Linked DNA regions of Homo sapiens: regions 2 and 3 are each linked to region 1. Evidence: chromatin loops called from intact Hi-C (ENCODE). Cell type or tissue: CD14-positive monocyte. All regions are shown on one strand.

Region 1 (8,000 bases):
CTAATATTCTGGGGGAAATGTGGGTGGTCAGCCTAAGGGAAGGAAGGGCATAAGCAGCCCTGGAAGAGCAGTGACAGGTATAGGGCAGTGGGGGGAAGGTGTGGAGAAACTTCTAGGTTCCTCAGGTGACAGTACTGTTGAACAACTGGAAAGACCACTAGGCAGATGATGTATGAAAACACAAAAGGCTCTTCCCTTCCCATGGTAATTATTGTATTGGCTTTCAGTAGAATCAGGGGCATTACTTCTGCTGGACACACAGTGGTTGCGACATAGGATGGAATGGATGCAATAATGAGTGCTAGGTTGGCCCTTGAAATAAGTGACTTAATTCCTCCACCGTTTACAAGTATCGAAATTACTTGTTAGGTATTTAGGATGCTTTAAAGTATGACTCCCCCTTTTTCCTACTGAAGTAAAGAACTGGCAGAAATATTTCTGGTGGGATGGAATGTGGTCTGGGCAGGGAACACTGCAGGCTCCATGTCGCTGCACCTCCAGAATAGGGAACAAATTCAGAAAAGGCCACACTCTGAGAGCAAATGTAGCCATGGCCAAGTTAAAAAGGAAGGAGAAGGCTGCAGATCAAACTACTGAGCTGTCCCATTACCACGCGGAGGAGATAACATGAGAGCATGAAATGTTGCCCTCTCTAAGCCGCAACTTAATTGAATGCCATTCTGTCTCCGAGCATGGAAGGGCCTCTCAGATAGAAGATTAACAGAATTCCAAGGAGGAGCCATTTTCCAGGGATTTTCCAGCACGGTCCACAGGGGAGGAGGTCAGAGATTCAACATTAGTTTTAGAAATCAGTACTTCATGATCTGATAAGAAATGACAGAGTTGCATTGCTGGCCTGTAAACTCAGCAAACACATACAAACAGGCCTGTGGTATGCAGGTCACAGTGGCAACACCCTGGGAAGTCCCATCCCAGTCAATCTAAGCCTCGTTGTATAGTAATTCCAAATCAACAGAAATGAAACTGTCTCACCTTCAGTCTTCTCTGCCACCCAGTCATTTATATGCTTCCTGCACTCTTCAGTGTCTTCAGCAAAGGACAACTCCTCCAGCTCTGCCTGATAGAACTTCTGACAGTATTCTTTAAAGTCCTGCAAACACAAAACACTGAGTTTAGTCTCATTTGGTAAAGGTTCCCACAAATGCAAAAGCATTTTGTTTTCTCTTACTGCATTTCTACAATAAGTGCTTGGACAGGTCACACTCCACTTCAAGGTGCATGCGTGCAATTAACAAAAATGTATGGGCCACCTATTCTTGCCTGGTACTGGGCAAGGTGCTTGGCTTGAGGAGGTCCACAGCCTGAGAAGAGGCAGCTGAGACACCCAGACACTTACAGGACATCATGAGCTGCCACTATCCACAAAACATCACAGGAGCATCCTTGTCAAACGCTCTCCACTGACTTTAATATTGCTTCCCTCACTAGGCAGTCTAACACACTTTTACTCATTTTGCATCACCAGCACCAACTACAGTATTGTGGTTTTGGTTAAACGAGAGGCTTTATAAGGGAACTAGATTGTTAAGAAATCGTGTTGAACTGCAAAGAAGGAAATAGCATTTTAGATCTGGGTCATATGGTTGGTTGGAAGAATACAGAGCAAGGAAGGCCCCATGGGAATGGAGCGTGATAGGCCTGGATCATAGGGTGTGTGTGCAACTGGGTTCATACGTGTGCATGCGTGTGAACATCTGTGTGCATGAGTGCACATGTGTACATGTGAGTGCTTGGGCACCTGCATGTGTGTGGATTGCATGCATGTTTGTGTGTGTGTGTACATGTGTATGTGTGTTTGTGTGTATCAGGGAGGGGATTAAGGGAAACAGTGGCAGGGGAAGAGCCTTGAAATGTAAGTTGGGGTCCAATCAGAAAAGTCCTGTACCCAACACATTAAAACCCAGATAACTTACCTCACAAAAACCTGGCTTTGGATATAATAGGCCTGGAAACTGGCTCCCAGCCTCTGTCCATTCCCTGTTCTCAAATATTTTAATTTCAGCCAAAGAAAGAGGATATAGAGGGAAGGAGGAGCCAAGCCACCAGGAAAAGTAGAGGTTGGCTCCCTGTGTCCCAAGTATTACAACAGTAGTAGATCAGGCTGATGTTCAAAAATGAAATGGATTCATCAGGAGATTCCTGGGATCCAGAGTCACCTTCTGAGGTAGATAAACCCAGAGCAGGCAAATTCCGGGAACAGCACCCAGCAGCTACCAGGACAGGGATGTATTTGAGCCTTAGAGGAGTCCTCTCAGAACCTCCAGCCAATAGGATGGCCAAGCTTGCTGCAATCAGTTCACTAATTTTAAGACAACATCACCCTGCATATCAGGTGGCATGATTTTTGAACCTCACTGATTGCATTATGCCAGGCTGGACTAGGGAACCTTGGAATTATATGCTGAAGTAAATAGAAACTGCTTAGATTTAAAACCTCAATTTTATGAACAGATTTTCATTTTAGAAAGACGATTGTGTCAGTTGTAGGTGCAATTCAGAAGAGGGCGGGCAAATTTAAGAGAATTTGAGAGGCTACCTCAGCAGGAGGCAGCCGAATAACCACACTTGGGACTGGGGAGGAGCTCTGTACAGCGTGTTGAATGATGTGGTCACTCAGGGACAGGGAATTAAGGGGGAGAAGCAGGGCTGCGTGCAGGAGAATTGACATATTGGGATTGATAACAGGGATGGGTGTATCAGTAACAATTTACAAAGGACGTAATTCAGAAGTCATCATAAAATCTAAAATTGTAATTTCAGAAGTGTAATTCCAAGCACGTTTTAAGTCAGTACAGTTATACTTTATTATCTGCTCTTCTGTAGTCTAACTTACTTTCAATTTCTTTGTCATCAATATGTGAATACTACTTACTGGAAGGAAATCACACGTCTTTTCTCCAAAGAGTCTGTTGGCAGTTCTAAGCAAGTACTGAGTGCCAGTTCTGTTAACTTCACTGAGAAGTGACTGGAAACCTCGGTGAATATCTCCGTCTTTGTATAAACAAAGTGCCTGGGAACAGAAACCAACACTGACTTTTAACGCTGCCATTATACTCTCCCAAAGAGCTTTCTCCAAACAAACCTCTGTACTAAAAAAACCACACAGGATCCTACTTTAAAAAGGTTTGGCCTAATTGTCTAGCACAGGGTTTCTCAACGTGGGCAATGCAGCATTGACATTTGGGGCCAGGACACTTCCTTGTCTCATATAAGCATTGTAGGATTTTTGCAGCACTTCTGGCTTCCATCCACTAGATGTCAGTAGCACCTCTCAGTTATGGGATCTAAAACTCCAGGTCTTCGCAAGGGTCCCCAGGAAGGAAAAATTCACCCACCGACCCCTACCTCCCACCCACCAGGTGAGAACCACTAGTCTAGCAAATTTATTCATGCCAGCAAGGCAGTGTGCGATAATTCAGGGGGAAGGCAGAACAGAAAAAAGTAAGTAACTGGGATGAATTACAACTCGGGTAATACAAACAAAAGCAGCAATAAAACTAAAAATGTTTCATCTGCAATTTTACAGAAGTTCTCCAGACCATATTATAAATTAAATGTCAAGTCAGAGTGAGAATTAAGGTTATTCCTATATCTCTCGATCACCCCCAGTCCAAAGCCTCACTCCTCCAATCAGTTGAAAGAAACAACCACAGAAGGATGTCAACTGGGGTCCCTGGGTGCATTTTAGGAGACTGTCTATACACTCCTGATATTGGTGGCAAAATGATATCCATTTGGCAATTATCTGGGACATCTTCACCAATAGTCAGAGAACTGTTCCTAAAGCATTATCCCACACCTCGTTTGTAGATAAGGTCATACATCACCATTTTGAATCAAACAGATTATATATTCCTCAAATCACTCCAGAAGATATAAGTCCACACTTGTGTTACATTCCTCTTCTAGGATGCATAATCATGCACTAAAATAACCCACTTAACAAAAAGTTAATCTACGCACCCACATGTCTATTAAAAATATAATGTTAGCAAAAGTTTAAAATGTAACAAAATTGGAATATTTTGCTTTCTTGTGGGACAGAATTATACTTTATCCTACTTATCAAAGATGTGAATTTGCCAGACTGTATTGATGATCTGATCTAGAGAAAATAACTCTATGGCTTGACTTCTCCCATAAACATCAGAGGAGATGATCTGTCCAACACATTTCACCTTTCTACCCCTTTCTGCTCTTCTCCACTGCCGAGCTGCTCCTCCTTCTACCTCCAGCTCCACAGGCCTCAGCTAGAGCAAAAGTACAGAAAGACAGCTGTATGGAAGCACAAGGGAAACACACTGTTCTCCTTCCTTTGTGACAAGCACACATACCTGGGACATCTGGGCTGCAGTGCTTCCCTTTGCCCCCATGAAGACCATGGCCAGGGCAGAGGAGATGCTCATGGGAGAGAAGAATACGTTTCTTGAGTTGTCCTCTTCCCCCAATATTTTAAATAAGCTGATGGCAAAAGTGCCATTTGCTTCACAGAGGTCATCCATCAGAGAAGGTCTGCATCAAAGGCACAGCAGGGAAAAGCACATAAGCCAATGACTCCGGTAGCCACGCAGTCATTCATCCCCCAGTCAGTGGACGCTGAGGTGGTAGGTGGAAGAACCACCCTCCAAAGACTTCCACTCCTAATTCCCAAAACCTGTGACTACATGATCTGCCCTGGCAATAAGGACTTTGCAAATGGTATTCAGTTAAGTATTTTGAGATCTGAGATTATCCTGAGTTATCCCAGTGGGCTTAATGGAATCACGAGCGTCCTTAAAAGAGAGAGGCAGGAGGGGCAGAGTCAGAGACAGAGACATGAGGACGGAAGCAGAGGTCAGAGGGATAGGGGCCACTGATGAAGGAATGCAACCTCCTCGAGAAGCCAGAAAAGGCAAGGAACAGATTTTCTTCTAGAGACTCCAGAAAATAACATTGCTATGCTGTACCATTTTGGACTTAGGACTTCCAGAACCATAAGATAATAAATGTGTGTCATTTTTCAGCCACTAAATTTGTGGTAAAGTGTTATCACACCAATAGGAAACAAAAACACTGGTTTATTCATAAAATAGCCAATCTCAGGGCCTATGACTTGTATCCCTCTTAGCAACAGGGGCACAGACACCCTGCAACACCTGCTTACTTCCTCCCTTGGTATAGCAGCAGCCAAAAGGTCTTTGTGCGGACGGGTGTGGTGCCTCACACCTGTAATCCCAGCACTTTGGAAAGCCAAGGCAGGCAGATCACTTGAGGTCAGCAGTTCGAGACCAGCCTGGCCAACAAGGTGAAACCCCATCTCTATTGAAAATTCAAAAATTATCCAGGCATGGTGGCGGGCACCTGTAATCCCAGCTACTTGGAAGGCTGAGGCAGGAGAATCACTTGAGCCCCAGGAGGTGGAGGCTGCAGAGAGCCGAGATCACGCCACTGCACTCCAGCCTGGGCAACAGAGTGAGACTCCATCTCAGGAAAAAAAAAAAAAGATCTTGGTGCCAGGCACTGTTTTCAGCACTTTCCATTATCACCCAATAACACATTGAGGTCAGTATAGTTATTGCCCCACTTTAGAGATGAGAAGACTGAGTGAGGTTTAGTAACTCATTCCAGAACCCTCAGGTAGTCATAAACGCCTGGCACCCACAGTTTGATTCCAGAGCCTGAATTCTTAATCATTACACAAAATCCCCCTATTGCTGCTAATTATCTTTCAGTTTAATGTCTCCAATATAATCTATAAAGAATGTTCTAAAACTTATATATGTAATTCTTTATCAATAAAAACTGTATTTCTGTCATCACTTCCTGTGAAAACAGCTAGATACATTTCACCAAATTTGGAGGGTTTGTTTGAGATAGGCTGGCCTGAAATATGAGGCTACTGGAAAGACAAAAAAAAAAAAAATTACTTTTTAAAGTGACTCCAAAAAGATGCCCCATTTTCCCCAAGAGTTGCTGAAACTGGGTTACGGAGTTGCAAAGAAAGTCCATAGGCATGGATATAAAATATGAAGCCCTAATCTTGTCATCGAGGGAGCACTTTTAATTAGATGCATTGATTTTTGGATCCTCCTGGCTAAGAGGGTCTTAACATTCCCCTCAGCTTGAATTAACTTTAGACAACCTAAACTTGACTAAATAAACAAACTAAACAGGCTTCCTCCTGCCTCTAGGCCCTTTCTTCCTTTTTCTTAAAGCATTTTATTTAGAGAACTTGTCATTGTAAATTCTTTATCAGCCCCTTTGAGATGTAAATCTTTTAAAAAAGCTTCTTGCTAGTTTTACATCCCAGGACAGTCTCTCAAAGACCTGGAAGCCATCCTTTTGAAATGTAATCATCAAGAAAGATAGCATCCCTATCAACCAGTTCTGTGGAAGGTAGGAGCCTAATCTAGGGGGGCACCTTGCTTAAAGTGCTAAAAAGCTATTACAGTTTACTATTATTATAATTTTAGTGCATTATTATAAGTCCTACATTGTTGTTTATATCTATTAAACCCTATAAAAACGTGGGCTATTTCATAAAATATTGCAGTTCACCAACTCATCTCAATTTCCCTCAGCCTTTTTGTTCTTACAATTGAGAACATTTGGGAAAATAAAAGGACAAATCATTATCTATAATCTCATGATCCTACAGATATTTTTTCTATTATATTATCCTTTTTTTCATAAACATGTATAATTTTAACTGAAAAATGTAGTCAAACAAGAAAAATATGCTCCAGTTTGGAAAATTAGCAAATGAGCAAAATGAAAAGTCCTGGAAACTCTATCTAGAGATATAAATTATCGTGCATGTGTTCATTTCTATAAACAGATGGAGCCTCATCCAGTTTCCCAGCGGCCTACAAAGTGCCTGTTGCAGCAGCTCTGAAACTGTATGCCCTTAGTGGGGGTCTTGGACAGGTCTTCTGGGTCTCTTAGAGCACAGGAGGAAAGGGGAATTGAGTGGCTGAGACAAGGAAGTGGGGAACAACTGTATTAACCAAAGTATCTTCACTGTTGGATGTTTTGCTTCCTCCTAAGATATTTCGCTTCCTCCTAAGATATTTTTCAACAGAAGGGTGTCTCTTACTTAAACAAAAAAGTGAGCTTATATATTTTTTTAAAGTGTAAAGGCAACACTCTAAATATAGAACAACAGTCTAAAGCAGTGCAAATTCTTTAAAGTTTAAAATAAATGTTAGTGCAGTTCAGAAAAAAACAAGTAGGGTTAGGGTTATGGTTAGGGTTCAGAAAACTAAGTAAAATAAATGTGAACCAAGAAAACACAATCATGACATAATTTGCACAACAGTACTCTATACTTAAGAGGTTGTTTATTATGGAACAAAATATTCCTGTTTCTCACTATCCTCACATCATAAGACCTCTCCAGAGCTTATACTAGGGTCTGCAGATGTTGGAAGGCAGAGTAGTATGTGCAGGCAAGTCCCGGGGTCCTCCACAACCTCATCTTTCACTCGAGGACATTTCAGAGACTGGGAGGCAGGAAGGAATATTCAGACTTCATAGAACTGGGCCAACCAGAAGGTGGCACCAAAGAAACTTAAAGATGGAGAGAATTGGGTAAACTGGGTAAGACAGAGACACAAATAAATTTGGATTTGATCCAACCTTAGCATAAGAGCTTTGGACTCAGGGTGAAGCAAGCATGAACTTAGGTTGGGGTGTGTGTGTGTGTGTGTGTGTGTGTGTAGGTGTGTTTAATCATCCTGTCTGAACTATTGAATCAATAGTTTCAATAGTTCTGAATGAACTGAACTATTGCATCAATCTCATCTTTACATTTTAACTGCTCTTAGTTGCAAACTGCTACTTCTGATTTCTTCCATCTTTCCTCTTCCTTCATCTCATGTCCCCACTTCCATTCCTTTTCAACACTCAGGTGCTGGTCAGTATGTGGTATTTCCCATCAATATCTACCCTGCAGCCACAATACATGTGCACACACTCACACACAAGTGCACCCCCTTGGC
Region 2 (8,000 bases), 87 kb after region 1:
AGGAAGATTGCAAAAATAAACCACAAAAGAAATTTGGACCAGTAAGTCAGATACCTGCAAAATCGCATCAGGATAACTACCCTTCTGGATCTGCTGCATGAACCCACAGCTGGTAAAGTTCTCTGGAGTCATGGGGGTAACTGCATTGGCTCCCACTTCATTAAACTGAAGCACCTGCAATCAGAATTAGAGAAAACGGTTACACTTGCCCACGGATTTACTGAACTTTTAAAACAGATGGCTATCAGGTGGCTCTAAAATGGTCCTAGATCTTTTCCCTTCCCTTATACATGGGGAACAACCATAGATACTCAATACTCTTTCTGTGTAATATAAAAGTATCAGCCAACCTAAATTTCCCTTATAGAAAACAGCATGAGGTGTTTTAGATTAATTTATATCCTGGCCATTTTGGAAAACAAATTGTTATTATGAAATGATTTAAAACCTCTTCCCCAAATTATCTAAATTATATCCAACCAATAAATGGTCTTGAAAAAAAAATGCCAGTATTTTAAAGAAAGTCACAAGATTAACTCAGAACCTTGTGTGTCTCTCTCTTTTCAGTGGCCTTATACACAAAATACTTTCAATCTGTCAAAAACTACAAGCCAGAGTCAGCTAAGGCATAAAACAGGTCATGCAATATTAACAGGGTTCACCTAAAATATTTACACATACCATATTCATACACAGAGAAATTTATGTCCATGTGAGGGACAAGTTGGTCTGATGACACTGTGAATCTCTTCGTATAGTAAGTAGGCAGTTTTGGCTGACACGGGGAAGCTGGCAGCAAGGACTGTCCCCTCTGAAGCTTCCTCAGATCCCCTTCCCACAACACTGCTGCCTGCCCGCCTTGGTCTGCCAGTCTTAATACCTGCAAGCTGGCCCTGCCTCCCAGCCACCCACCCCATCCCACCTCCTTGGGAACCCTTGGTCCTGCAGCACCTCCCTATGGGGTCCCTGAGGAGAAGCTGATCTGGTAAGTGGCTTGATGGTTGGGGTTCTGCTAATGAAGTTAATTAAGGCAGCCTTGTCCAGCAAGTTGGTGAATTTCTGGGCTAGAAGGAGAGGTGTTAGGGTTTGTGAGGTCTTTTTCTGCTCTTTGAGTCATACATCGTAAGTCCTGCCTAGTACTCTCTGAAAAGAAGTGGTGCAACTCCACCCTCACGTAAAAGAAGAAGATTTCCTACGACAGCTTGGCTGGTTTTCCTCTCTTCCAAGGAAATTGACCCTTAAATCAGGGTTCTTTGGGCTAGCACTAAAGCCTTCCTGAATCAGTGTTAAAGTCACTCAGGGAGATGTCCCTGCAAAAGTGGGACTGTGAGCTGCCCCTAGTCCACACAAAGGCCACAGAGAAAATAGTGAGGCAGTTTGGCCTGGATGGGTCTGTTGCCTCACTGTAAGGAAAAGAGCTTATATCCTAATTCCCACAGACCTATGCCATCCAGGAGCTTATATCTTTTATGTATTCTTTTCTTTCACTACAAATGTACCACTTCTAACAGCTACAGCAATTCTCAACTGTGTGGCCTCTTCTTGCCCTGATTCCCTCATCTGTAAAATGAGTACGGTAATCATCGTACCTACCTCATAATATTTTGTCTTATGTGAGTAAATTTATAAGAAGTTCTTAGAAAGATGCCTGGCTAAGGCACTAATAAGTATTGGTTGTTATTATAGCAACTGCTACTAAGTGCCTTACATAGTACCTCTAATCTTCACAACTTTCTTGCATGCTACACATTTTTATTCCCATTTTGTAGATGAGAAAACTGAGATGCAAATGGTTTCAATGTCCTCACACACATGTAGTAAGGAACAAAGCCATGACTCAAACACAGATACGTCTGTCCCCAAAGTCTGTGCTGCTTTCTCCAGCCAATAAATGTCTTTTTCTTTTTATCTGGGAAGCAATCATATTAACATTTGAATTTCAAAATCTACACATGCAACAGAGTTGTCAAAAGACGATATATATAGAGTCTCAAAAAAAAAAAGACTATATAGAATCCTCGCATAGTCCCAAAGGCTTAAAGCACTTCTTAGACACAGAAAAGCTGTCTTGTGTCCAGAGCAATCAGTTTATTTTCCTCTAGTACCAAAATCAAGATTTTTACTTTAACAACCCAGAGCACTTCATTTAGCATTTGCTCCCAAAATATATTGCTACTGATTCCTTTACATTTAAAAAACAAAAAAACCTAGGCCGGGTGCACTGGCTCACGCCTATAATCCCAGCACTTTGGGAGGCCGAGGCAGGTGGATCACAAGGTCAGGAGTTTGAGACCAGCCTGGCCAAAATGGTGAAACCCCATCTCTACTAATACAAAAATTAGATGGGCATCGTGGCAGGCGCCTGTAATCCCAGCTACTCGGGAGGCTGAGGCAGGAGAATGGCTTGAACCTGGGAGTTGGAGGTTGTAGTGAGCCAAGATCGCACCACTGCACTCCAGCCTGGGTGATAGGGCGAGACTCCATCTCAAAAAAAAGAAAGGAAAAAAGAAAAAAACCTAAGACCTGATGTTTCTAAAGCTTTTGTGCCAATTTACTATCTTTATTCTTTCAAGGCAAAAAATAAAAAATAATGGGGAAAGAATATTGCAAAAGACTACTTGTGTCAGGGAGTTGAGCAATTGAGTTTTGTTGTAAGTCTCAATGTTTAAACTGTCACAAACACAGAGATTGATTCACCCATCCCTTGTCTTCCTGCAGCAATATTGGCCAATGCTCTCTCTGTGAAACTTCAAACTTCAAATGAGGCCCACCTTACATGGGTCACCATGTGCATGGAAAGAATGTATTTACACTCAGGTACATTCTCGTGGGAAACTGGAAACCAGCCGGCGGCATCTTGGTGTGACTGCATGCACAATGCATGCGTGTCCTTAAAGCATTTAATGTTAATGTTTGTATGTGTGAATGCAAAGGAATTTTAATGATATCATGGCCACATCGAGGTCACTAACCTTGGAAGTAACATGATCACAAGAATTTTGTATGTGCTGAGTGACTATTACAGTAACGATTGCAGTGTATAATTGAAGTAGTCCGGCATAATTTCAAGGGCCCAGACTCCGTGGAAAGAGTTTCCTGACTGAGTCCACGTCCATTCACCAAGGAAGGCAGGCAGTGGCCTTGCAGAAATCCCTCACAATGATGTTGTGCATCCCATCTACCTTGGTTTTCAGGGCTGGCCATAATAATGCCAGGTCTCATTCTGCTACCGTGACCTCACAGGCATGATCTTCTGCAGCTACAACACTATCCATGCATCCTGTGGGTATAGTGAGCACCACCCTGGTATGTTTTTTTTTTTTTCCCTTTGTGATACTCTCTTAACATTATTAGAAGGAATTCTTCATAGGAATAGGGAACAAACACCACAGTGGCACAGTAATGGGAAGGAGCCCAGGCTAGGAGTTAGGAGACAGTGGGGGCTTCTCTGACACCACCAGGGCTCTCATCTGTAAAATGATATCTGTCTTAAAACTGAATGAGATAATGGGTACAAAACACTAACTTTGAAAAATAAGAATATTATATTATTAAAATATAAGATGTGGTCACTCATAACTGTGTCCAGCCTTGCAGGCTATTCAACTCCCATATGCCTTCAACAGCTACAGTTGAGGGATTCGGGGGCTTGGCTGTCTTATAGATTTGAATCTAAGGAATTTGTGTTGTAAGGATCAGTGCTTCATTACCTGTGATGATTGCTGACCTCCTGAGTTAAAATGTCTTTAGCATAAAACAAGAGCAGTTCTCCAATTCCATTCAGGAACTACTCGGCCCAAATGTGGAGCTTCAGCTCAAACTCACCTTGGCCATCTGGTCTTCGGTGCTGCCCCTGGAGCCCATGTAGACCATGGCCATGGTGGACGAGATGCTCCATGGGGAGAGGAAGAGGTTCTGGGTGGGGCTTGCTTTTGCCAGATGCTTGAATAAATTGAGGGCAAAGAGTGTGTTTGCCACACAAAGATCCTCCATTGTTTCAATCTAGAAGCAAAGAGAGGAAGAAAAAAACAGCTCTGAAACATAAGGTAACATTTTGGGTGAGGTCAGCAACAGTAGGACAGGCTGCATTCTGTGTAGGGACAGATTCCCTGTCTGTTCTTCCTCATGGAACAACATGAGGCAGGTCAGGGACAGCTTCATGGACATACCACCTGTGCAGCCGTAAAAAGCCCCTTGTTTAGCCAAATGCCCTCCTATCGCCATCTTGAAATTCTTGATAATTTTAAACAAAAGGCCCACATTTTCATTGTGCACCAGACGCTGTAAATTACATAGCCAGTCCTGAGATACATGAAGTGTTTTGTATGATGAGCAGCGACACTTTGTGGCATTCCATAGAATAACAATGACAATATATAGGGACAGGAGTAGGAATTGAAGCCAGATAGGCAGACCCTAGGATCATGCTCTCAACTTCTATGCTGCCCCCACAAGCACAACGCACACATCCACACCACACACACTGCCACACAGGAAGATATACACATATTGAAATATATGCCACCTGCATACATACCTTGTTGCATCTGGTAAGACGGTCAATCTTCTTTCTGCTTTCCTGCTTCTAAAGTGACTTTGACTCATTGTTTGAAGGTTTGGAGTTTCACCCAGCCCCTATCCCAGAACCCCTTCCCTATATGCACCACACATACCACAGCCTTACTAAAAAAGACTTCCTATACTGGGGTGTTCATTACTGGGAGGACTAGAAGACCCCCTTCTTCTGCCACCCCACCAGGTAGAAAGTCAATGCCAGGCAAGATTGCAGGGATAATCCTTAATCCCAGGCCTATGAAACTCATGTATACACCAAGGTATGAACCATCTGAGACCTTCCCTGACCTCAGGCTCTGCAGGCAACTGAATGCATGCTCACACCCAAGGTGTGTGTGTTTTTTGGTCCTGACCAATGATCGTCTTTCCAGCTGTATGTTTTGCTTTCATCATAGCTTGCAACATACCCGATAATTATCAAAATATGTAAATATACCAAACAATGCTGATACTGATCATCCCTCAGGAAACCTTCTTATGACAGTGCCTTCCCCGAACTGGGGAGGGGCTGGAAGTACCCAGGAGGAAGCATGTCCTCTGGCTCTGGTCTTGGCTGTGTACACCTGTGGTCTCACACAGCATTGCTCTCCAACAAGGACCATTGGTCGCTTCTTTCTTGCGTGAACCCTTGATTCATGAACTCTTTTTTTTTAAGAAAGTGATTGGAATTTATTTGTATTAAAATGTCTCATTTGGAATACAACCAGACTATTTTATCAAGACAAAAATAGTAAATTAAATAAAACGTATCCCTAAAACTCTCTCACCTCCTCTCCTCGTTTAATCTTTGCAGAATCTGTATGAGGTAGAGGTGATTCTCCCTATTTTATAGATTATATCCTGATGCTCAGAAACATTAAGTAACTTGTATAAGGTCACACAGCTGGTAGGTAGTGGAGCAGGGATTCAAGCCCAGGTCTGTCTAAGGAAGCCCACTCTTTCCAATGTTCCACATCGCTTCACTCGGTGGTGCATAGCTTCACTATGAAGTGTAAGAGCTTAAGCAAGTTGTAGTGCAAGAAATGCTAGAAAGAGGAAGTCAAAAGAAAAAAGTAGTAAACCTGTAATTCTACTAGAAGGCTTATTAGGAAGTAAAAACAAAAAGTCACTTTTTTTTTCTCTTGCTTCATCATAGATACTAGATTACATTGGATGGCTCAAAAATTTGTTCCTCTTCCTCTTAAAATTGTCTTCATAATTAAATAGATTTATTGTACAGATTTTTAAAATTAATTATCTCAATATCTTTTGGAAACAAACTGAGTATTAATAACACAAATAAAATATTTCTCGATCCCCATGTGAGAAATGTAAATAAGAGATCAGAGCCACAAACATAAATTTAGACTTCTCCCATACCTAAATACGTGATTCTTTGTAACAATTCATACCGGATTCTTTGTAACAATCCACATAGTAACTTTGATAGTAAAAATATTTAACTCTAAAGACAAACTAACAGAAAGTTCTGTTAATACTAAGTTAGAATTTAAGGTAACTTGATAAAGAAAAAAATTAATAAGAACAGAAGCAAATTTTCCTGGATGCATTTACTTCTTTCAAAAAAGATAGTTTCAATTATATTTTTAAATAAGGTGTAATTAATTACATTTAATGTAAAAATAATATTTGATGTCTGTATGGCAGTCACCAAATTCCTTCAGCTCCCTTTTCAATTTGCATAATTACCTGTCCAGTAAGGCTTAGTAATTTCTGTAATATGAATGAAAATATGAAAATAGAGATTGCACAGCTGGTCCATTTCAGAAGCCTAGACTGGATCACAGACTTCTGATTCCAAGTCTAATGCTTTCCTACAAACTTTTCAAATAAGGTCTGAGAGTTTCATAATTTTAGAAATCTATGAAGGCACCCATATGCAGTGTTTCCTGACTCTCAGATAAGGCCATACTTTATGTTTGAATGAAAATCTTTCAAAACAAGGCAAAATTGAAGTCATGGGGTATTGTGAAATACCACAGCCTCCTGGAACAGGTATACCTGTTGTGAATTTTTTAACATTATAGTAATTTATATGATCTCATTAACTTCCAAATAGTATGCTCTTAATTAAGGTTTAATAGTATTACTGGGATGAATTAATGGGAGTAATATGCAGGGTTGGGCTTCCTGGTGGTGTGTGTGTTGGTTCCTGCAACACAAGTTGACAAATGCACCACTGAAACTTGGCACAGGGAAGGAAGAATTTGGGAGGAGTCACCAGGCACACGGCCATTGTCTCTCACCCTGTTGGCCCTGGATGTTAGATTGGAGTTTGCTGTAGCATTTAAAACAAATTTTGTTTACAATTAGACAGTGGAAATATTTTGAAATTGACCACAAAAATTAATGAGAACTAAGAGAAAACAACAGTTTCAAGGGAATATCTCATCAAATACTGCTACATCTCCCCCAACAGAATTAAAAGCAATTTCTCCTAGTTGATGGCTTTCATAATGAATAAGTATCTTTTTATGGGATATTAAGTTATTTACTGAACCATACTTCAGTCAACCCTGCAACTACTTTGGCTGATTATTCTCTTTCACTAAATTGACCCATTATTGAACTAAACTCAATAAACATATTGTTGTACTAGATTGACCCAGCCCAAATTGCTACTTAATTTTTGCAGTTCCTGCTTTTTCATTTAAGGTGCAAATGAAGTCTTCTTTTCCTATTATTTATATACAATGTAGAGATTACATTCAATTGCTTAAATGAAAATATTTTAATGTATCTAGTTGTTTCCATCAAATTTAGTGTCAAAACAGTAGCTAGTAGAGAACATATATAATCTAATCTGTTCAATAAAATTGGCATCACAATCTGAATGTACATTTTGTTTTGGTTAATGCTACAAAGGTATTTGTTGGCTTCTGAGATTCAAAATTAAACCTTATAAATTTAATTCAAATCTTGAAATAAAATATTTTCAATTCAACAACTAAACAAGAAAACACCACTTAAATTTTACTCGCCCTCTACAAACACCCCACATCCAAATTTTCAATCTATTAATACCAGCATGAGGGAAGAGAAAACATGAAACCCTATTTCCCATAGACATGGCATGGAAATCATTGAAATACCTGGTTGTTCTCTGGTTATTCTCTGAGTTGCTGTCTGACGGGCAATGCTCCTCTGAGAGTTGTTACAGTTCAGACATGGTAATGACTGGTTTTATACAGCTTTGCCCCTCCCACATGGCATTTTTTTTTCTCCCTCTGTCTTTTGATCTGTGTCCTTTGAGTGATTCAACATTTTACTCAGGAAGACATCATTAGAATAGAAATACTTGTTTGTAAAGGCATGGTTTAAGAAATTTTGGGGGAGGATGAGGTCACTCTGAAACTTAAGAATTTGTCAATATCTACACATGCCTGTGAAAGTTAGCTAAAATCTGTCAGCCCCAGTTTCAAGAT
Region 3 (8,000 bases), 460 kb after region 1:
AAAGAAATTTTCTCTTTACCATTTTTCTCTTTATCTACAGCTTGCAATTTGGTAAAATATACTCTTGTGAACAAAAGTGGAAACATTTACTTTTTTTTGCTGATTGATCCCTCCAAAATTTGGAAACTATTTGTGAATGTTCTTATTTTTCTAGCAATAAGAATCTCCTCTTTTTATAAAAGGATACAATTGCAAGTGTTGGTTATATTACCAAGGTTTTGACTTAGATTTTAGTTTTAAGTTGTTTATACGTCCTGCAGACAAAGTCTGAAGTCTGCCTTGATTCGGTTTTCTAGCCTCAAGGGGTTTTTTAATCTGAAATTACCATGTGGTCAATCATTACTCTTGTCACACTATGTAAATGATCAGGTAAAATTTGATAAAAACTAAACTTATTTTACAAACAAATTAGTCTTATTTTGATTATCTGTGATAAAAATCAGGATTACTATAGAGAGAAAAACTATGTTTCTCTATAGCTATAATACGCTTTTCATTAGATTGTAGTCCTACCTATTGCTTTTGAGTTCTGGTTATCTACCTGTAGACTGAACTAGGTTCTGAATTATCTTACTTTCCTCCAATATCTAGCTGCAATGCTCCAACTAAGAACGATAACTGGTCTGTTCCTGAAGCCCTGTAGCTGAAACTAAATGAATTTTAAGGGACAAGTCTCATGCCTGATGTATGGGTCACACCAAAACTTCACTAGACCACCTAATTCCATTACTGGAGGTGTTCAGACTCCAAACCAGGACGAGGTATAGGCAGTTGACTGTTGTGGATGGCTTTTCTCACAGCGACAGAACAAAACTCCCAGCATAATGAGATTCTTACCCCTCTTAATTTTCCCTTGCTTGTGCCTACCTTTTTTTTGGGCAAGATAATGCTAAGTACAATCCTAGCAGACTAATGCTGGCCCAGTGCTTTGAGATGATAGCCAAGGCCTATGGAATAGACAAAAACTGAACTTGACAATGGACTCCAGGTCGACTTAGTCAAGAGCCACTCCTTCCAAACCTCCCTTGTTGCTCAAATGTTGCTAAAAGAATTTTGACCCGGACTCCTAGTCACCAGTCACTTCTCTCCAACAGAGGATCAGATCAGCAACCTGGGACAGGTCCACACTGACACTGAGGGATAACCAAAACTTATCAAGATGACTGATCGCTGATGCTTTCAGAGCAAAATCTTGATCAAAAGGGGGAAATGTGAACGTTGTCAGAATCAAATGGAGTCATTTATGTCAAGCCTTGACAAAATGGAGCCAGAGAAGGCAAGAAGGGATTTTTTTCATACACATACACCTGATAACAAGAAGTATCACAAAAGACTCTGCAAAAGCCATAACTTTGCACAAAGGACATCACAACCTCACACAAAAAAATTCCTTATACAAGGACATCTGTCCACCAACTGCCTGTTTAACATTGGACTGATGCCACCCTTGGTATTGATTCTTGTAGCCAAGGATAATTAATTCAAAACAACTTATGTAATCCTCCTTATTTTACCTTTAAAAATTTCTCCTTGCCTCAACCTCTTTGAATACACACAGTTAGTTTACTATGATGCACATATTCCTATTGCAAGGCTACTGCGAAATAAATATCATTTTCTTTTGGAGAGTTTCCCTCTCTATGTGTTACTTAGTTTGACACCTTCTATTTGTCTTGTAGAATGGCCTCACCATCTGTTTATTCACTTCAGCTTAAAATGTTAGTTGTTGATTTCTCCTGTTTACCCACCCCTACCCACAACTGGGCTTCAAGATGCTTAGCTTCTACCTATCAAACTTCTCTACATTTTCTCCTCTGTGGTCTGGTTTTTCTACCACTGTCCTGGTTTATGCCTTCATTACTTTTATTCTATATCAGAGTCAACAGCCTCTGATCAGCTTTTCTTTCTCCTACTGAGTCCCCCAATTTCATTCAGTCTGTCTCCCCCTTGCAAGGACACCTGTTGACTCCTCAGCCAGCATGAAGGACAATCTCCTGGGGGTGGATGTCCAGCCTCTCCCCACCATGCATCTGTGACTCATTCTCCACTGACACATGCATTTCAGCTACACAGCCTCTTCTAGGCTCCCAAACACACCTTGCCCTTTCACTGTTCTTGCTTTTCCTTTCCTAGAAATAGCTTCCACCCCACCCTTAACCTGCCTGAGAAATCGTCATCATCCTCTAGGGCTGGGCAGAAGCATGGCTCCTGCCACCATTGTCCCGTCCTGGTAACACTTGTTCTCTGTGTGCTCCACAATTAAGGCATTACCAAGCCTGCACTGGGTGTGAGGCCATGCCCTGCTTATAGGGAGTAGGCCCAACCGAAAGGAAAAGGTTACTCATGGAACCTGTCTCTGAGGAAGAGCAAGAGCCTCACACCTGAAAACAGAGCTGAGGGTGAAGGCCCTGGTTTGGACTACAGAAGATTCCCAGGGGCAAAGGGACAGATTCCTGATGAGCGCGTTTCACATGGGGTACCTGTTCTAGAGATAGGCAGGGAGCTAAGAAGCAGGCACCAAGACAGGGCATCCATGACAATGAGCCAGCCCCACGGGGCTGAGTTTCCCAACACAGGATCCTTGGAAACTGCCTCAGAATCACCCGTGATGCTTATTTCAAAATACTCATTCTCGAGCCTACCTTAGATAATAAGTCAGAACCTATAGAGATGGGACCGTGGAATCTGCATTTTAACAAAATTCTCAGGAGATGCTGAGACATATGAAATTTTTAGGACTCCTAGAATGAGGGATGAGGCATCTCGTGACAACAAGAAACACATGGCAAAGTTACCAACTCCCAGCCTTCAGGGCTGGATTCCACCCAGAAGACCTAGTTCCCTAACATGAAAGAGGCTCATGATTTTCAACAGTTAATTGCAATAATGCACCAAATGGTACTGGAATCTAGGAAACCAAGCTAGGAGGGCAGTCCATTGGTATATCAGACTGAGAGGGACAGAAGGGGCGGAGTTGAGGCAGAAGCAAAGAACAATTAGCGAAAGTTCAAGAAACAAAGTGAGGATCAAAGTACCAGTCCCTACCTTACAGGGTTTTTGTGCTACACATAAATGTGGTTGTGTATATCAAGCATCTAGCACATGGCTGGTACAGAGTAGATCCACAGCAGATCTCAGCTGCCCTGGGATTCATTCCACTGATTTTTCCTTTTATAAGCACTTTGCAGAGCCACTGTTGAAGGTCTTAAGGAAGCTAAACTAGGGTGGTCCCTGTCTCCCGGCCCCACACACCTGGTGCTCACAGAGCCACATCAGGTAAGTTGGGGCTGAGTCCCCGGGTCTTACCTGTGGACGGATGCTCATACGGGTAGAAGTGCTTTTGGGCAGTGCCTTGCTTGCTCCTACTCACCAAGACCCAGTACCACCAGACTCTATGAGCCTCGTATTTCAGTGTCCCCACCCTGAACTGTGAGTGGTAAATCATAGTCACGCCGGGTGCAACGTGAGTTCTAGAAAGACGGAAAGTAAAGTTTCAATTAAGCAAGATGAATAGATTCTAGAGATCTGCTGTTCAACGCTGTAATAATATATTGTTATTATTATTACAGCTGATAATAATATATTGTTGTACACTGAAAATTAGTTAGGAAGTTACACCTCATATTAACCGTTCTTACCATAAACAAATTTTTTAAGCTTGGGGAGGTGGCCTAGAATGAAACGTTAAGGAATGTTGCAGAGTGTCTTGGTGGCAAGGAGAAGAAAGCACTTCAACAACGTCCCCATAGCAGCAGGGGCAGAAGGTCTAAGGCAGGGCGGGAGTTCACAGACCTTAAAGAAAAGCTGTAGCAACTGACCGTTCCAGGCCCTGAGCAGCACTGTTATAATGTGACGGACAGCGCCATCTAGTGGAAGAGAAAATGAACAGAAGTGACCGATTCTCTTAAAGGTTGATGATAACATTGCGTTTGAGTCGGAAGGCACCTTAACAGTTAATATTTTACAGAGGAAACATAGAGACTAAGTTTGATTTCCCCACAGATTAAGCCAGTTCTCAAGTGACAGAGCTGTTTCCTTCTCAGCCCTGACATCCACCCAGACAAAGAAGCAAACTCTATGGTGTCAGGGTCGAGACAACAACCAGAAAAAACTTCATACCTAGCAAAAATAACACCTCTCCTGAGGCCAATGGAGATGAAGAAAACCTGAAAAGCTCCTTTCTGGAGAGCATTTTTACTATTCCGCCCTGTTATATAGAGAGCGCGACCATATAATTATTCTTCCACACCAGGACAATTCTGAAAGGGAAAAGGGCATCAAAAATAATTACAGTTATAGAGCTAAAGTTGCATAGATAGATGAAATCTGAATTGACAGCTGCTTTTATTTTACCGGCGGACCTTTAAAATCGTTCTATACAAAAAAAAAAGTTTTCAAAACTAAAATTCTCTTTTTTTTTTTTTGAGACAGAGTCTCGCTCTGTTGCCCAGGCTGGAGTACAGTGGGGCAATCTCAGCTCACTGCAACCTCCACCTCCCGGTTCAAGCGATTCTCCTGCCTCAGCCTCCCGAGTAGTTGGGATTACGGGTGTGCACCACAACGCCTGGCTAATTTTTGTATTGTTAGTACAGACGCGGTTTCTCCATGTTGGCCAGGCTGGTCTCAAACTCCTGACCTCAGGTTATCCGCCCACCTAGGCCTCCCAAAGTGCTAGGATTACAGGCGTGAGCCACCGCGCCCGGCCCTAATAAAATTCTCTTTTAAAATAGCATGTGTCTAGCTAGGCGCACTGTTTCACGCCTGTAATCCTAGCACTTTGGGAGCCTGAGGCCGGTGGATCACCTGAGGTCAGCAGTTCGAGACCAGCCTGGCCAACATGGTGAAATCCTGTCTCTACTAAAAATACAAAAATTAGCCGGGCATGGTGGCATGCACCTGTAATCCCAGCTACTCAGCAGGCTGAGAGAGGAGAATCGTCTGAACCCGGGAGAAGAAGGTTGCAGTGAGCTGAGATCGCCCACTGCACTCCAGCCCCATCTCAAAAAATAATAATAATTAATTAATTAAAAATAAAATAAAATAGCATGTATCTGTACACACTAAGCAAAATGTGAAAAAACTTTTTGTTATCTCAGTGTGAAAAAAACACAAACAAACAAAATCATTATTCTTGTATAATCTCAGGTATTTTAGAAATCCTGGTCTCCAAAGCTGTCACTACAATTTTTCCGAAGAATTTAGTTTCTCAATGTGCTGTATTATTTTTAATTCTTTTATAAAATTGCCAGAAATCTTCTTCAAAGCTCATTTTATGATTAACGAAATTGGGGTTGTTAGAAGATAGTCTTTCAGTAGATGCTGAAATACCTGCTAAGCTCAGAGCAAATTCTACATAAGGGATATTGTTGATTAAAACTTTTCCATAATTTAATTCTTAAATAATCCAGCTCTAATATTGTCACAGCTATGGTTTCTTTGCCTCTATTCAGAGAAAATGTTTTCAAAAAGCCGGAACTTGTCAAATAAGTTATCTGTTTATGATTATTTTGAACATTTCACCAAGTTTAGAAAGTGCAAAATTGAGGACCTTGGTTTCATTCTGTACTGGTAAAAAATACATATATATATGAAGTTGTCTAATTAAAAGTACAAATCCTATCAAAAGATCCCTCCCACGAGTTGAAATATTCCAAAATGCAATTATAGAATTTCAAAATTAAACATCACACACGTTTGAACTCTTATTCTTAAATTTGTTCAGCTCCCTCTTTCTTTCTTTGGTGATTAATTTATATGGCGTCCTGTCTGCAGGCTTTGTTTTTGATAATTTTAATTAGCTAAAAGCAGCAAAAGCTGAGGTTTTCTTATGCTCTGTTTCATAAATGCTTTGTGTAGACACTTCCAACTGATTTTGAGGGGAAATGCAATGAAAAGGTAAATGATTGGTTTACTAAAAACAACAAAACTTTAATACTAATATGGGACATGAGTTGATTCATAATATAGTTTTTCAAAGATTCCGACACTTCTAAAACCCAACTGATGAAGGCTTCACAAAAAACTGCAATTATTCTGTACATACATTTAAAAACTTGTACAGAGGACCCTAGAGATTAGTAAGGGATGGAGGGGAGATAGAGATTTGTTAAAAAATACAAAATTACAGTGTTCTATAGCACTGTGGGGTGACTTCAGTTAATAATAATATAGTACAGGCCTTCTAATAGCTAGGTGTATATTGAGTGTTCCCAACACAAAGCAATGATAAATATTTGAGATGGTGGATATGCTAATTACCCTGATCTGATTACTACACATAATATGTATCAAAACATCACGCTATACCCCATAAATATATACAATTGTTATATGTCAATGTAAAAAATTAAAGGAAAAACAATTTCTAAAATAAATAAATGTTCATACATTTTTACAACTGTAACCTCTATTTTTGTAAAATAACAGTGTATTTGGACACAATTATGAATTTTATGAGCCCTACAACCAATTCCAAGTTTATTGCTGACTTAGGGGATTTTTTTAATTTAGAAAAGAAAATGTGTTCATTATAACAGTGACATTGTTTTCCTTTTGTAGAGAAACAAATGATGAAAAATAAATGCATATTTTTGAAAAGTGGAAAAAAAACACTGACATTACCAAAATTTCTATTTATGTTATCACTATAGAAATAAGTATTATCTTCAATTATGAACCTTTAAATTTACAATTAAATTCGTAATAGTGTCAGATGTTTCTCATTTAATAGACAAATATTCCAGAAGTTTTGTAAATCCCACAAAAGAAAATTGGAACCATTATTTAAATTAACATAAATAATTTTCTATTGGCAACAGCTCATGACACTGACATAAAACTGACATCATTTAACTGTTGGGGTCATTCTTATAAGAAAAACTTGGAATTAGAATGAGTTAATTAATTTGGACAATAGTCACATGATCTGAATGAAACATCACACTTCCCAGAGGGCTGCATGGAAGGCCTTTGCAGCCAGATGTGCTAAATTGTAACATTTGGAGGAGACCCTCGTGCTTCTCCAGCAGGTTAGCATTTCTGGTTTTCATGTGGTCAGTGATGGCAGTGCAGCCCGTGGTTAATGGGAAATTTTAATCCAAGTTACATCGTCAACAGGAGAAAAGCAAATTCAGCACCCCTGGTTTTTCATTAAATATGCTCTTTCTTTTTTTTTTTTTTTTTAAGCTCAATGTTGTCAACAGGGTTTACTGCAAAATTAAAAGTTGTTACCAAATAAATAAGCAGCTGCAGATTTACCCCCATGCACTAACTGATAAAACCGCAAGTGCCTTCAGACTATTCTGTATATGCTCACAGAACCCCTCAGCCTGCGTGACCCAGTATTTCATAAACACACAAGCTCTAATTTCAGACATTTCCTATTGACCTCACCACCTGGCAGCCCTGGGGCTTTGTGAACCTCAAAGACCAAGGCCTCGGTCTTTGACGCAGCAGCCAATATTTCTCCCACACTCAGAGATCCTAAGTCAATGCCTAGATGTACTTTATTTTACTATCTTACGTGGTATCTTGAACGAATGGTATTAGTTTTGTTGTATCTGGAAAGACTCCAAGAAAATAAATAATGAATCAATCAATCAAACAGTGTTTTCTTTTTGTTGTTTTTTTTTTTAATCATGGGTCATCTTTTAGGTTTGACCCCGTGTTTAAATGAAAATTCTGTTTCGCACTGTTAGAGAAGACAATGGCAAAGCTAGAAGTACAAGTTGCGAGGGAGGGGTTTAGCGAACTCATCCAGGATTGTCTTAAATATTAGGCAAATGTTAAATATACTTCACTTAAAATTATTTTAAATCCGGGATAAATGCTAATAAGACCTTCTGAAAACAGCTGTAACGTGAGTACTGTCTCTATGCTTATAAAGAGCAATCTCCAATCCCTTCCTAAATTACCTCCACACCGCCATTTGCATGCCAAGAGCTCAGGTGAATCTCAGCTGCAGCAGGAGAGGGGCTGACTGAGCTTTGGACAAGGCGCTC

What was found. A loop is a pair of places that touch in the nucleus more often than their neighbours do. Peaks named below come from ENCODE experiments on the same cell type or tissue, not always from the same donor. Only the 100,000 strongest peaks of a DNase experiment are listed, where the experiment ranks them.
Region 2: it touches region 1 in a loop (4-fold over the local background); 13 of 110 quality-filtered maps call a loop at or near these places.
Region 3: it touches region 1 in a loop (3-fold over the local background); 27 of 110 quality-filtered maps call a loop at or near these places.

The regions. Positions count from the first base shown.
Region 1 is chr18:63,974,832-63,982,831 of GRCh38, reverse strand. It overlaps SERPINB8 (serpin family B member 8), which reads right to left. Exons shown (of 7, transcript NM_002640.4): 2 at 4,356-4,533; 3 at 2,894-3,031; 4 at 994-1,111. The coding sequence starts at 4,523. Among named protein-coding and RNA genes, the nearest start is that of SERPINB8, 8.8 kb to the right of the region's middle. In CD14-positive monocyte, CTCF peaks have their summits at 3,081, 3,280 (motif pointing right) and 7,478; DNase peaks (open chromatin) are centred at 1,561, 3,241, 7,001 and 7,621; H3K4me3 peaks cover 2,154 bases; H3K27ac peaks cover 7,798 bases.
Region 2 is chr18:63,887,438-63,895,437 of GRCh38, reverse strand. It overlaps SERPINB2 (serpin family B member 2), which reads right to left and starts at 7,733. Exons shown (of 8, transcript NM_002575.3): 1 at 7,668-7,733; 2 at 3,826-4,002; 3 at 55-174. The coding sequence starts at 3,993. LOC124904356 (a long non-coding RNA gene) reads left to right here and starts at 902. Exons shown (of 3, transcript XR_007066466.1): 1 at 902-985; 2 at 2,719-2,817. In CD14-positive monocyte, a CTCF peak has its summit at 4,337; DNase peaks (open chromatin) are centred at 2,687, 5,617, 6,787, 7,817 and 2 weaker places; H3K4me3 peaks cover 7,489 bases; H3K27ac peaks cover 7,901 bases.
Region 3 is chr18:63,514,491-63,522,490 of GRCh38, reverse strand. It overlaps a transcript of SERPINB12 not described here. Among named protein-coding and RNA genes, the nearest start is that of SERPINB12, 24 kb to the left of the region's middle. In CD14-positive monocyte, CTCF peaks have their summits at 3,695 and 3,897 (motif pointing left); a DNase peak (open chromatin) is centred at 3,850.